Linked DNA regions of Homo sapiens: region 1 is linked to region 2. The links are chromatin loops, found by intact Hi-C in ENCODE. Cell type or tissue: PC-9. All regions are shown on one strand. Links, peaks and the distances in the headings refer to the core of each region. The heading gives the core; the rest is flanking DNA. Region 1 has its middle 16 kb from the start of KRT78. Region 2 has its middle 37 kb from the start of KRT76.

Region 1 (7,504 bases), core at 1,173-6,172, 120 kb after region 2:
AGGTTGCGTGAGCCAAGATTGCGCCATTGCACTCCAGCCTGGGTGACAGAGCAAGACTCTGTCTCAAAAAAAAAAAAAAGACCAAAGTAACACACACCTAGAGCAAGCCAACAGCAAAAGCATCCCACAGGGGCGTAACACTTGCCAGTGCAGAATGGCAGAGCAGTGAGATCTTGCAGATCATCTCGTCCAACACGCTGTCTCACTGCACAAGAAACTGAAGCCCAGAGAGGAAAAGCAACAGGCCAAGGACACATAAAAAGGATGGGACTAGAGCCCACTAGGCCAGGACTCATTTCATCTTGCAATATGGACAGCCTGGAACAAACCCTGAGACTAGGATGGAGACACAGGGAGGGGGACCTCAACACCCCACTTCAGACAAGCTCATTCATACTATTATCCACCCATCGACATTGACTGGGCACTTCTCAGTGCCAAGCACTGTGCCGGGTGCTTCAGATGGCAACGAATAATCCCGTCTAGGGGAGAGTGGAGTGCACCTGTTGCCCTCCAGGAAAGAACACGGGCTCTGTGACCTCCCTGACCTGCTGCAGCCTCCTTTACCATCAGGAAGCTCTCAGGTCTAACCTCACTCCTTTCTGCTGCAACATCAGCCCAGTTTCCCTTGGCCCCAGAGGCACTGCTTGCTGGCCTGACCTGACAGGTGGGGAGGGTGCTTGTATGGCCCAGGGCCCTCTCCCAGCTCCTGAGTCAGCCTGATCCATTGTTCCAATGACTCTGCCTGCTAAGGTGGCTTGAAAGCCCAGCGAGCCCTGCCAGCTGAAGCTTGTGGGTGAAGAAGGGGCAGAGAGAGGGAGAACTGAGGAAGGCTGATGTTGGGTGGGGAAGCAGAGGGGGTAGAACAGGCAGGTCTCACCCACTGCCTGGCTTCTTAAAGTCAAAGTTTATAGGGTTTTTTTGTTGTTGTTTGGTTGGTTTTTTATTGTTTTGTTTTGTTTTGTTTTTCTGTTGTTTGTTTGTCTGTTTTGAGATGGAGTTTTCGCTCTTGTTGCCCAGGCTGGAGTATTGACACGATCTTGGCTCACCGCAACCTCTGTCTCCCGGGTTCAAGCAATTCTCCTGCCTCAGCCTCTGGAGTAGCTGGGATTACAGGCATGTGCCACCACGCCCGGCTAATTTTGTATTTTTAGTAGAGATGGGGTTTCTCCATGTTGGTCAGGCTGGTCTTCAACTCCCAACCTCAGGTGATCCGCCCACCTCAGCCTCCCAAACTGCTGGGATTACAGGCATGAGCCACCACTCCCGGCAGAAAGTTTGTAGTTTTAAAGATGTAGAGGGGGGCTTGGCACAGCGGTTCACACCTGTAATCCCAGCACTTTGGGAGGCCGAGGTGGGTGGATCACCTGAGATCATGAGTTCAAGACCAGCCTAACCAATATGGTGAAACCCCGTCTCTACTAAAAATACCAAAAAGTTAGCCAGGCGTGGTGGTGCAGGCCCCTATTCCCAGCTACTCAGGAGGCTGAGGCAGGAGAATTTCTTGAACCCAAGAGGCAGTTTGCAGTGAGCCGAAATCGCACCATTGCACTCCAGTCTGGGTAACAGAGTGAGACTCCAACTCAAAAAAAAAAAAAAAAAGATGTAGAGGGAGAAGATCCTAAGCCTTGTGGTGCTTCCTTCTCTTTATATAAATAATATTCAGAATTAAAAATGTTAAATCAACAGACAATAAAATAAAATCAGAAAAAAGAAAACTCTTCTAAAATACTGTCACCTAGAAGTAGCCACTATTTACATTTTAGTATTTAACCTTCCAGGTGTTTCTATATACAAATATCTTTCAATTTATTCAGTCAGCGCATATTTATTGGACACTTACTATGTGCCAGGCACTATTCTAACAACGGAGATATAGCAGTAAACAAAACAGATCATTGCTGAGTGCAGTGGCTCATGCCTGTAATCCCAGCACTTTGGGAGGGCAAGGCAGGAGGATGGCTTGAGTCCAAGAGTTTGAGGCCAGCCTAAGCAACATAGTGAGACTCTGTCTCTACAAAAAATCAAAAATTAGCTGGGCATGGTGGCACACACCTATAGTCCCAGTTACTTGGAAGACTGAGGTGGGAGGATCACTTGAGCCCGGGAGGTTAAGGCTGCATTGAGCTATGATTGCACCAATGCACTCCAGCCTGGACAGCAGAGTGAGACCCTGCCTCTAAAAAAAACATAAATAAGTAGAAGGGCCGGGCGCAGTGGCTCACGCCTGTAATCCCAGCACTTTGGGAGGCCGAGGTGGGCGGATCACGAGGTCAGGAGTCGAGACCATCCTGGCTAGCACAGTGAAACCCCGTCTCTACTAAAAATGCAGAAAATTAGCCAGATATGGTGGCACATGCCTGTAGTCCCAGCTACTCAGGAGGCTGAGGCAAGAGAATCGCTTGAACCCAGGAGGCAGAAGTTGCAGTGAGCCGAGATCACGCCATTGCACTCCGGCCTGGGCAACAGAGCGAGACTCCATCTCAAAAAAAAAAAAAAAAGTAGAAGGAATACATTCTAAGATAATGATAAAAAGTAGAGTAAATATACAAGCCAGTAACATAGTCCTTTACTACCATGATCAAGTAATAATATGTACTGTATGTAATTTCATGTGCTATATATTGATACAATTGGCAGCACAGTAGGTTTTTTACACCAGCATCTTCACAAACACGTGAGTAATGCCTTTTGATACATTATGATGGCTACGATGTCAATAGGCAAGAGGAATTTTTCAGTTCCATTATAATGTATGGAACCATTGTCATATATGCACCATACATACAACAGAGACCTTGTTATGCAATGTGTGACCATACTCATGTGTCTCATATAGCAGTATATTCTACTGCAATAGATGCATCATCTATTCATATTAATACGTATTTCCAGGCCCAGTGTGGTGGCTCACTCCTGTAATCCCAGCACTTTGGGAGGCCGAGGCAGGTGGATCACTTGAGGTCAGGAGTTCGAGGCCAGCCTGGCCAACATGGTGAAACCCTGTCTCTACTAAAAATACAAAAATTAGCCAGACATGGTGACGGGTGCCTATAATCTCAGCTACTGGGGAAGCTGAAGCAGGAGAATCATTTGAACCAGGGAGGCAGAGGTTGCAGTGAGCTGAGATCATGCCATTGCACTCCAGCCTGGGTGACAGAGTGAGTCTCCATCTCAAAAAAAAAAAAAAAAAAAGCCAGGCACAGTGGCTCACACCTGTAATCCCAACACTTTAGGAGGCTGGGATAGGTGGATCACAATACGAGGTCAGGAGTTCGAGACCAGCCTGACCAACATGGTGAAACCCTACTAAAATATAAAAATATAGTTTTTATATCTACTAAAAATATAAAATTAGCCAGTCATGGTGGCGCACGCCTGTAATCCCAGCTACTCAGGAGGCTGAGGCAGGAGAATTGCTTGAATCCAGGAGGCAGAGGTTGCGGTAAGCCAAGATTGTGCCACTGCATTCCAGCCTGGGCAACAGAGTGAGACTCTGTCTCAAAAAAAAAAAAAAAAAAAAAAAAAAAAAAAAAAAAAATATATATATATATATATATATATATATATTTCCCATAAGTGGGATCATATTACACATATGAATTTAAGCAGGCTTTCCCCCCATATCTGTCAATAAACACATCCTTAGATTACTGTGAAAGGCTCAGAATATTCTCTTGCAAGATTCTCAGGGGTTTTCACAAGTCCACTGCCTGATATCTTCCCCAGAGGAGATCTGAGCCTTGGTCTAGAAACCTCATCTGATCACAGACACACACACGCACAGGCACACGATCACGCATACACACACTGGAGTCCATAGGAGCCAGAGATGGTGGTTCACCAGGCAGCCCAGTTTAATCCAGTCCTGCTCTCAGACACCTGTCCAGGATTTTCCAGGGCCCAGACCCATTCCCGGTATTTCCTTGCAAGCAGGAGCAGGAGCAGGAGCCAGTTTCTCCCACTCTTGACTCCCCCTGCAGGTGGCCAGGATTCTTGCAACCCAGATGCCTGGGAGCTGGGCTGGACGCCTGGAATGGAAGCAAGGGGCAGTTCATGATCTTCCTGGAAGCCTCTTCTGTGCCACCACCTCCCTGGTGCCTGATGTGGGGATAAGGCCAGAGGCCCCCAAATGGGGACTCAGAGCGCTGGTGATTCCCAGGCCTTTTTCTAGACCTTGAGAAGTCCAAGTAGGCCCTGGGCCAACCTGGGAAAATTCACAGTGCATAGACTCTCTCGGAAGCTCTCTTGGGATCCTGGAGACGCCTTGGGCAGAACACAAAATGAGGCTGAGGATCAGGGAGAGAGGGGCCCTAGGGGCTGATGGTCAAGATCAGATCAGGGGTCTGACACTATGGGTTCAGACACTGTCTTCACTACGGCCTAGCCATGCGGCCTCAAGCTAGCGACTTAACCTCTCTGTGCCTTCCTCCATTTTCCAGCTATCATAAGGGGATAATCGGCCAGGCATGGTGGCTCATGCCTGTAATCCCAGCACTTTGGGATGCTGAGGCGGGTGAATTACCTGAGGTCAGGAGTTCGAGACCAGCCTGGCCAACATGGCAAAACCCCATCTCTACTACAAATACAAAAATTAGCCAGGCGTGGTGGCAGGCACCTGTAACCCCAGCTATTCAGGAGACTGAGGCACAAGAATCACTTGAACCTGGGAGGCTCGGGTTGCAGTGAGCCAAGATCGCCCCACTGCACTCCAACCTGGGTGACAGAGCAAGACTCAGTCTAAAAGAAAAACAAAAAATCCGGGCGTGGTGGCTCATGCCTGTAATCCCAGCACTTTGGAAAGCTGAGGCGGGTGGATCACCTGAGGTCAGAAGTTCGAGACCAGCCTGACCAACATGGAGAAACCCCATCTCTACTAAAAATACAAAATTAGCCAGGCATGGTGGTACATGCCTGTAATCCCAGCTACTCCGGAGGCTGAGACAGGAGAATCACTTGAACCCGGGAAGCAGAGATTGCGGTGAGCTGAGATCACGCCATTGCACTCCAGCCTGGGCGACAAGAGCGAAACTCTGTCTCAAAAATAAATAAATAAATAAGGAGGGATAATCATTCCTATATCCTAGGGCTGTTGTGTGTGTTAACCAAGATGACACGTGCAGAGTGCTCAGAACAGTGCTTAGCACAGCAGTGCCCACCAACTATTCGATTTTTTTTTTTTTTTTTTTTTGAGACAGAGTCTCGCTCTGTCACCCAGGCTGGAGTGCAGTGGTGCTATCTCGGCTCACTGCAAGCTCCGCCTCCCAGGTTCATGCCATTCTCCTGCCTCAGCCTCCAGAGTAGCTGGGACTACGGGCGCCCGCCACCAGGCCCAGCTAATTTTTTGTATTTGTAGTAGAGACAGGGTTTCACCGTGTTAGCCAGGATGGTCTCGATCTCCTGACCTCGTGATCTGTCTGCCTTGGCCTCCCAAAGTGCTGGGATTACAGGCATGATCCACCGCGCCCGGCCTCGATTTTATTATTATTATCATTATTATCATTACTATCTTCTGAGCCCCACTCCCCACCAGGCTTGGCCTACTAGATGCTGACTTGCCTGGATCTCCTCTTGCTCTCACTGTCATCTGAGGACAACCATCCCTTCTGGCTCCCTGAGATGAGAGGGGAAGAGACAGAGAGAAAGAAAGAAAATGTGTAGGGACAAGGGTATACAGGGAGCTTGTAAGATGTGTGTAAATAAATGGGGGGGGAGCATGAGTGCGAAGGTGCAGAGATCATCTATGATCATGCAGGGGCATGTGCGGGCCAGTAAAATCACAGGGGCTATGAAAGTGACACAGTTATGTGTGAGTGCGCCAGGCATCGGTGTATGTGGAAGGGTGGGGTGGGAATGTGTACCTTCTGGGATGGGTATAGTGGATGCTTGCATGCATCAGTGTGCAAGGGTATGTGTGAGAAAGACAGAAGCTAGGCATGTGTGTATGGGGGTGTGTTATAAATGTGCAGGTGCGGGTGTGTGAAGGTTGTGTGTGAATGTTCACCTTCCCCACCTCCACCCCAAACACATATCTCTTGGTAAGGGGGCTTCAACAGAGACAAAAGTACCCCAGGCTGAGAGAACAGTGTTCCTGACTCTGGAACAAACGATATTTTTCTCTTTCAAAGCTTTCAGATTTCCTGAAGAAGAGCTGCTAGCTCAACCAAGCTCAGCCTTAAACCCGCCCCTCTGATCGAAACTAAGGAAGGAAACCAGCACCAGCCACCCCCGCCCTGCACCCCCACCCCTGCCAGGGAATGCTCTATGCCAGCAGAACGCACGCCACGCCCCCCATTTCTCCCTCCCCGCTTGGGCCCACGTGCTCTCCCCAGCCACTCAGGGTGCCCAGGGCAGCTCCCAACCACCAACAGAAGTTTAAGCCCCTCTCCAGGCTTTGGGAGCACTTTGCTACCTGCCCAGGCAGGCACTACCCTAGGGCAAGCAGGCCACTCCCTGCCAGGGGGAACTGAGAGGTGGGGGGTAGGGGGTGGCAGCTTCAGAACACACAACCAACCCCCTTCCCGGGAGGCAGGCACTCCACCCCACCCCGCATCTCTTCAAGAAGACAAAATCAGGAAAGAGGGCTGGGTGGGGAGGGCATCTCAGGAGGAAAGGGTCACTTAGAGGCAGGGTTTGAATGTCAAGAATGTCCCTTCCTTTCATTCAAGGGTCCCAAAGAAGACCATTCTTCCAGGAAGTTGTCTCAGTTGTCAGTAGTATTATATGTATCAAGAATAATTAGGCCAGGTGCAGTGGCTTACGCCAGTAATCCCAGCACTTTGGGAGACCAGGGCAGGTGAATCTACTTGAGCCCAGGCATTCAAGACCAGCCTGGGCAACAAAGTGAGACCCCCACGTCTCTACAAAAAAAAAAAAAAAAGGAAATTTGCTGGATGTAGTGACTCATGCCTATAGTCCTAGCTACTTGGAAGGCTGAGGCAGGAGGATCACTTGAACCCAAGTGTTTGAGGCTGCAGTAAGCCATGATCGCACCACTGCACTGCACTCAGCCTGGGAGACTGAGGGAGACCCTGTCTCAAAAAAAAAAAAAAAAAAAAAAGAAGTAGAATTATCACTTAATGTTCAACTACTACATGCCAGGTGCTTTACATAGCATACCTCTGATTAATCGCATATTATAGATGGGGAAACTGAGGCTTGGTTGTCCTAGATCACACAACCAATAGTGGCAGAGTGAGAATCTGAACCCAGGACTATCTGTAAAGCATTTCTCAGGTCTATGCCTGCATCTGTCTGTTCTCCAGCTGGAATAGCCACCCCTCCACCAGAGGGGATGGAGGAATCCAAAGAGAGAATGCACTCAGGCCAGATGGGGCAACTAGCAGAGCCATGGGCTGGGCAGCTGGTGAAGGCTCCAGTGAAGGGGAGTGTAAGGGGCCTCGGGAAGAAAGGGAGAGAGATTGTTAAGTGAAAGAAGGGATGAGGAGGGGGGCCAGGCCTCTGTGCCACCTGATTGAGAGGGCAGGCGCATGGTTGCATGCAG
Region 2 (7,504 bases), core at 801-5,800:
CTCTCCATCCTCTGTGTCCTTTCCCCTGCTCTGGCTGTGCCCTGGGCTTTTATGGACCTCAGAGGGGAGGAAGTGTGTGCTGATTGGTCCATGGGCTGCCCCAAGGAGGTACCACAAGTCCCCACTCCAGTTGGCGGGATTGGCCGACCGTTCCCCAGCCTTCAGGCCCTCCCTGACCTGAAGTTGCTTATCAGCTTAAGGAGATTTGGGGCTGAGACGATGGGGTTTTCTAGATATACAATCATGTCATCTGCAAGCAGGGACAATTTGATTTCCTCTTTTCCTAATTGAATACCCTTTATTTCCTTCTCCTGCCTGATTGCCCTGGCCAGAACTTCCAACACTATGTTGAATAGTAGTGGTGAGAGAGGGCATCCCTCTTGTGCCAGTTTTCAAAGGGAATGCTTCCAGTTTTTGCCCATTCAGTATGATATTGGCTGTGGGTTTGTCATAAACAGCTCTTATTATTTTGAGATACATCCCATCAATACCTAATTTATTGAGAGATTTTAGCATGAATGGTTGTTGAATTTTGTCAAAGGCCTTTTCTGCATCTGTTGAGATAATCAAAACCACAATGAGATACCATCTCACACCAGTTAGAATGGCGATCATTAAAAAGTCAGGAAACAACAGGTGCTGGAGAGGATGTGGAGAAATAGGAACACTTTTACACTGTTGGTGGGACTGTAAACTAGTTCAACCATTGTGGAAGTCAGTGTGGCGATTCCTCAGGGATCTAGAACTAGAAATACCATTTGACCCAGCCATCCCATTACTGGGTATATACTCAAAGGATTATAAATCATGCTGCTATAAAGACACATGCACACGTATGTTTATTGCGGCACTATTCACAATAGCAAAGACTTGGAACCAACCCAAATGTCCAACAATGATAGACTGGATTAAGAAAATGTGGCACATATACACCATGGAATACTATGCAGCCATAAAAAATGATGAGTTCGTGTCCTTTGTAGGGACATGGATGAAACTGGAAACCATCATTCTCAGCAAACTATCGCAAGGACAAAAAACCAAACACCGCATGTTCTCACTCATTGGTGGGAATTGAACAGTGAGAACACTTGGACACAGGAAGGGGAACATCACACACAGGGGCCTGTCGTCGGGGGGTGGGGAGGGGGGAGGGATAGCATTATGAGGTATACCCAATGTAAATGATGAGTTAATGGGTGCAGCACACCAACATGGCACATGGATACATAAGTAACAAACCTGCACGTTGTGCACATGTGCCCTAAAACTTAAAGTATAATTTTTTAAAAATTGTCATGACTGGGAAAGGGGTGCTACTGACATAAATAAATAAAAACTTGCTTTAAAAAAAAAAGACAAGACTATAGGGACAGAGAACAGATCTGTGGTTGCCAGAGGTTAGGGGTGGGGGTAGTGAACAACTATAAAAAATAGCACGAGGGGGTTTTGGGAGGTGATGAAATTGTTTACACCCTGATTGTGGGAGTGGGTACATAAATCTATACATGTATAACTGTGTTAAAATTCATGGAACTGGAGACAGGGCGCATTGCCTCATGCCTGTAATCCCAGCACTTTGGGAGGCTGGGAGAGAATCACTCAAGCCCAGGAGTTCAAGACCAGTCTAAGCAACGTAGCAAAATCCCATCTTTACAAAAAATACAAAACTTAGCCAGGCCTGGTGGCGTGCACCTGTAGTTCCAGCTACTCAGGAGGCTGAAGCGGGAGGATCACCTGAGCCCAGGAGGTTAAAGTTGCAGTGAGCCATGATTCTGCCACAACATCCTAGCCTGGGCGATTGAGTGAGACCTTGTCTCAAAAGAAAAAGTATATATGTAACTATACACCCAAAAAGTCCATTTTAATGTATTAAAAGCTTTTTTTTTTTTTTTTTTGAGACATAGTCTCACTCTGTAGCCCAGGCTGGAGTGCAGTGGCGCGATCTGGGCTCACTGCAAGCTCCACCTCCTGGGTTCATGCCATTCTCCTGCCTCAGCCTCCTGAGTAGTTGGGACTACAGGCACCTGCCATCATGCCCGGCTAATTTTTTGGTATTTTTAGTAGAGATGGAGTTTCACCATGTTAGCCAGGATGGTCTCGATCTCCTGACCTCGTGATCCACCAGCCTTGGCCTCCCAAAGTGCTGGGATTACAGGCGTGAGCCACCGCGCCTGGCGATAAATTCTTTTAAATATGGACAAAGGATGGAGAAACATGTTAAACAATATCACACTGTGGGGAGGAAAAAATCACTAACTTAGGATGCTAACTCTACACACAGATGACCAGGTTTCTTCAACAAATAAATTACAAGAAACAAGAAGAAGAATGGGAATCCACACATATCCACCAATTACAATGTATGAACATTGTTTAGACCCTGATGCAAGCCAGCAATTTTAATGAAAACATTCCTGAGACATGAGGGGAAATGTGAAACCTGACTGGATATTTGATCATATTAAATAATTAATGTTTATCTTGTTAAGGGCGATAAGGTTATAATGTGGTTATATTATTCAAAGAGTCCTTATCTTTTACAAAAACTTATAAAATATTTATGAATGAAATAATATGATGTCTGAGATTTGCTCCACCATCTAGAGGCATGGAATGGGTAGAAATGAAATAAGATGAGTTTATTGTTGAGGTGGGTGATGGGTACACAGGTGTTTATTACACTATTCTACTTTGATGTTTGCTTGACATTTTCCATAAGAAAGTTTTTGTTTATTCCAATTTTTTGTGCACACAAAAAAAGAAAGTTTTTGAAGAGCCACCTTGCCTTAGATAATTATGACACCTTTCTTTCCTAATATGAATAAGCAGTTTTTACTGTAAATAGCAGTTTCTTTTTCCAGTACACGCAAATAAGGACATCTTTGCATGTAGTTCAAATATATAGCTTGCCTGAATCTAGTAAGAGTAACAAGTAAGTTGGATGGCAGGGTCAGAATCCAAAAACAATTTGACAGTTTGAAGCTTGAGCCAAAACTAATAAGAAAGATTTAACAGAGATTAATGTAAGACCCCACATGTGCATTCAAGCAAAGCAGCTGCACAGTTCCCCATGGGGAGATAAGGTTTCACAATGGCTTACATAAAGTCATGCCAGCTTAAGGTGAGTCAGTGGCAGAAAGCAGCTGCCAAAATTACCTGCAAGGTCAGAGGATGCACAAAGACAAGCTCTGTGCCCACCCTTTTCCTGAACTAGTCAGGCTTCACCTGAAGGGTTTGGTTCTAGGCACCTGGAAGATGTCTATGGGAGAGCACTGAGGATGGCTGGGGGCATCCCCCAGCTGAGAGGAGATGAAAGTGTCCCACCTGGAGAAGGACCCTGATAAAGGGGGAACCTTCCTTAAACATTTGTAGACTCTCGTGCGCAAAGGGATTTAGGGTTGTTACCTATAGCCACAGGAAAACTTGGACCAATTAGTGGAATTTACATGGTAAGACTCAGCTTAACCTTCTCTGTGAGAGGAAGAGGATTTCCCCACCACAGCAGGGTGGGCTACCACTGTAGACAATGTTTTAGAGAGGACATAGGTATCTAAATGGAGGCTCCTCTTGATGGCTTCTGAAGTCACTTCTAGTCTTGAGAGTCTTATTCCTCAGAAATCAACTAACAGTGGTAACCCTAGAAATAATGATAGCAATATCTCCCATTTATTGTGTACTTATCTTTTTCTAGGAGCTGTGCCAAGCTCTAGCATGCCTTATGTCATTTAATCAGTCCATCAGTCAGCAAGTGCTTACTGAGTGCACATTTCCTGCTCAGTATTGTGTAACACAGAAACACTATATGACACAGTTGCTTTCCTTAAAGAATTTAGAATAGAGTTGCTAATCAAAATTTGTGTAAGTATAGTACAATATCAGTATGAACATCTTTTGTCTTATAAAGTGTTTTTTACATATATTACTTCATGTGTTCTTCAACACATCCCAGAGAGGAAGATATTCTTTTTATTACCACATTAATGAATAATAATACTTAATGTTTTAAATCATTCTCCTCCTCTGGAAGTGTCCAGTTTCTAATGTGGCTCAGCATGAACCTAGCCTCAATCAAGAGAAGACTAGCTTCTTAGACTTTTTTATTTTTATATCCCTGTCATCACAATAATGAGGGAGTTAACTTAAAATAACAATCCATGTTAAAATAGGAAGAAAATATAATACTCTAATCACCAATGACAAATACTTTCCAGCAGCAGGAGGCAGAAAGGAAAACATGCCAATATTCATACGTTTTATTATTCATAAAGACTTAGAGGCAAATTATTTTGGTCTTGGTTTTATGGGGAATATAACAAAATAGACAAAGTCTGAGACTATTTTAAAGTCGGGCTCTGGACCAAATATTTACCTGATCTTAGACAGAAAATTTGTATGCCCAAATGCAAATCGTCAGAGCTGAAGCAGGGAATGGGGAGAGTTGAGTTTGGAGGAAGTGACTACAGTGTCAGCCTCCTGAAATAGAAAAGGCCACCGGATACCTGGGCCAGATTTCAGCACCAAGGACAGAGCACCGCTTCCTGGACGGCGTCTAAAGACTCAAAGGCCTCTCACTAAAGTAACGCTGTGCCGTTGAAGACCAGAAACACACCCCACACACACACACACTGTCTTGAAGAAACAAAACTACACCTATGTTATTAATATAGCGTGGGAGTGACAAGCATGGACTCCGGGGCTCAATTGCCTATGTTCACACACTGGCTCTACCACTTGCTAACTGTAACCTGTGACACAATGTGACCTTCACGTCTCTATACCTCCTTTTCCACATCTGCAAAATAAGGATAATCATACCCACCTCATAGTGATGGCAGCGGCTGCAGCAGGGAGGCACAGCTAGGGCTGCACACTCCATGGAGCCAGTGGGAGCCCCACCTCTTCTGAGTTGGGGCGGGACCTCCCCAGGTGATGCTGCAGCCATCCAAATTGCAGCTGCAGACCCAGTCCTCCTGTTCTAAGGAGAAAGCAGAAGCCCCGCCCTCCTCGTCAGGGCTACAGCCCCCCAAAATGTGGCTGTGGATCGGAGCCTCCCTGTGCTCTTTAGAGGTCCAGGAGTAGGCAGGGTCTGCCTTCCTGGGTGCAGCAGCAGCTGCCTGATCTACAGCAGCAGACCTGGGTCTCCCACTCTGCAGAGGAGGCAGGAGCCAGGCACAAGCAGGAGCCCCGCCCCTTCCAAGTTGGTGGGGCAGAAGCTCCCCAGGTACAGCTGCCACTGCCCTCCCAGGAGCAGGACCTGGGCATCTCTGCAGCGTGCACCCTCAGAGGCCCGGGAAGGGCCCCCCCTCCAGTCCCTGCTGCTTCAGGGGGTGTCTGCTTCCGCTGCCTGGCCTCTCTCCTCTCCTGGTGCCTGCTCTGATCTCCAAGCAGGGTTGGGCCTGAGCCCCAGGGCCATGAATGGCAGTGGGAGGCAGGCAGATTACTGGGTGGAAAAGAGCAGTCCCCGGTAAGTTCTCACCTTCAGGTCAGGGAGGGCCTGAAGGCTGGGGAACGGTCAGCCAATCCCGCCAACTGGAGTGGGGACTTGTGGTACCTCCTTGGGGCAGCCCATGGACCAATCAGCACACACTTCCTCCCCTCTGAGGTCCATAAAAGCCCAGGGAACAGCCAGAGCAGGGGAAAGGACACAGAGGATGGAGAGATGAGGGAGGACCAGCTGCAGAGAGGAGCTACCCTCTCTGCTGATAGCTAGAAATGCCAGGACGACGAGCTGCAGAGAGGAGCAGCGCTCTCTGCTGAGAGCTTCAGAGACTTGTGGAGATGACGTCCCGACAGAAAGGAGCCACCCTTTCCAGGGCCTCCTCTCTGCTGAGAGCTGCACACTCTACATGGTACAACTTGCCCACAGAGGGGAGCTACCCACTGTGGGTCACTTCTGAGCTGTTGTAACACTCAATGAACTCCTCTTCATCTTGTTCACCTTCCACTTGTCTGTACACCTATCTCTTCCTGGACACAGGACAAGAACTTGGGTAAAGGTGCCACCAGCCACAGAGGTTTCTGGCCAGAAAAGTGACACCCCAAGGATCCCATAACAGTAAGATCATTGTGAAGATTAGGTGAGTTATATTGAAGTTCTCAGAACAATTTCTGGCAGGTAGTAATTATGTATATAACTAGGTAGTATATATTTGCTTCATTTATTGGTTTTCCATAACCTTGAGATCTCAGTATGCGGAGGAAAAGGGCATGTGAAGTGTTGTGGCAAAGTCTTGCTGGGGAGAGGATTGGCTTCTCTTGAATAATAAGGAAGGAAGATACATGGGCAGTGTCTGACCACATTTTCCCACCACCTTGGCCCAAAAACCTCAAGGGGAGCAGTGAGGAAGGCCCTGAAGAGACCCAGGCTGGGCACTGAAGTGACAGTTGACTGTCACTGAGCCATTTGGAGCTCTTGGCAAGGACCACTGAGGCCTCTGCAAGAAGTATGCCAGCCTCAGGGTGTGGGCTGCCCTAGGGTGGATCCAGAAAGAGGGAAGCATATCACTGCAATTAGGCCAATTATCTGACCCAGGTTGCTTAACCCCAAAGACTCCCTCAGTGCTCTCATTCTCTTCTCATCTCTCGCTCAGTCCACACACAACTGCTACCATAACTTTCTGCAGTCTTTTTATCACCCTCCAATTCAGAAGGCACAATGGGTCTCTATTGTTCTACAAAACTTAGAGCCAAAATGCAGCATAACATATTACAATTTGATGGAGAAAAAAAAACAGAGCTGAAAGAAGGAAAGGCAGAGTTTCTATATAAGACAACATAAAGGTGAGCCAGACACAGTAGCTCACATCTGTAATCCCAGCACTTTGGGAGGGCAAGGCAGGCAGATCACAAGTTCAGGAGTTCAAGACCAGCCTGGCCAAATAGTGAAACCCCGTGTCTACTAAAAATACAAAAAATTAGCCTGGCATGGTGGCGAGTGCCTGCAATCCCAGCTACTTGGAAGGCTGAGGCAGGAGAATTGCTTAAACCCAGGAGGTGGAGGTTGCAGTGAGCCGAGATCACACCACTGCACTGCAGCCTGGGTAACAGAGATCTGAGAAAGAGATATAGTAAGAGAGAAAGAAAGAAAGAGAGACGGAAAGAAAGAAGAAAGAAAGAAAGAAAGAAAGAAAGAAAGAAAGAAAGAAAGAAAGAAAGAAAGAAAGAAAGAAAGAAAAGAAAGAAACAAAGAAACAAAGAGAGAAAAAGGAAGAAGAAAAAGAAAGAAAGAAAGATAGAAAGAAGAAAAAGAAAGAAAGAGAAGGGAAGGGAGGAAGGAAGGAAGGAAGAAGGAAAGAAAGAAAGAAAGAAAGAAAGAAAGAAAGAGAGAGAGAGAGAGAGAAAGAAAGAAAGAAAGAAAGAAAGAAAGAAAGAAAGAAAGAAAGAAAGAAAGAAAGAAAGAGAGAGAGAGAGAGAGAAAGAAAGAAAGAAAGGAAAAGAAAGAAAGAAAGAAAGAAGGCAATAGTGGCTTGGCTCAGGTCTAACCCCCTAGCTTGACAGTGTA

Evidence for each region. Peaks named below come from ENCODE experiments on the same cell type or tissue, not always from the same donor. Only the 100,000 strongest peaks of a DNase experiment are listed, where the experiment ranks them.
Region 1: it touches region 2 in a loop (5-fold over the local background); 2 of 110 quality-filtered maps call a loop at or near these places.

Annotation. Positions count from the first base shown.
Region 1 is chr12:52,861,539-52,869,042 of GRCh38, forward strand. No RefSeq gene overlaps it. Among named protein-coding and RNA genes, the nearest start is that of KRT78, 16 kb to the left of the region's middle. In PC-9, for the core only: CTCF peaks have their summits at 3,959 (motif pointing left) and 4,161; a DNase peak (open chromatin) is centred at 3,993; H3K27ac peaks cover 99 bases.
Region 2 is chr12:52,737,047-52,744,550 of GRCh38, forward strand. No RefSeq gene overlaps it. Among named protein-coding and RNA genes, the nearest start is that of KRT76, 37 kb to the right of the region's middle. In PC-9, for the core only: no CTCF peak of the experiment used is centred there; DNase peaks (open chromatin) are centred at 3,745 and 4,525.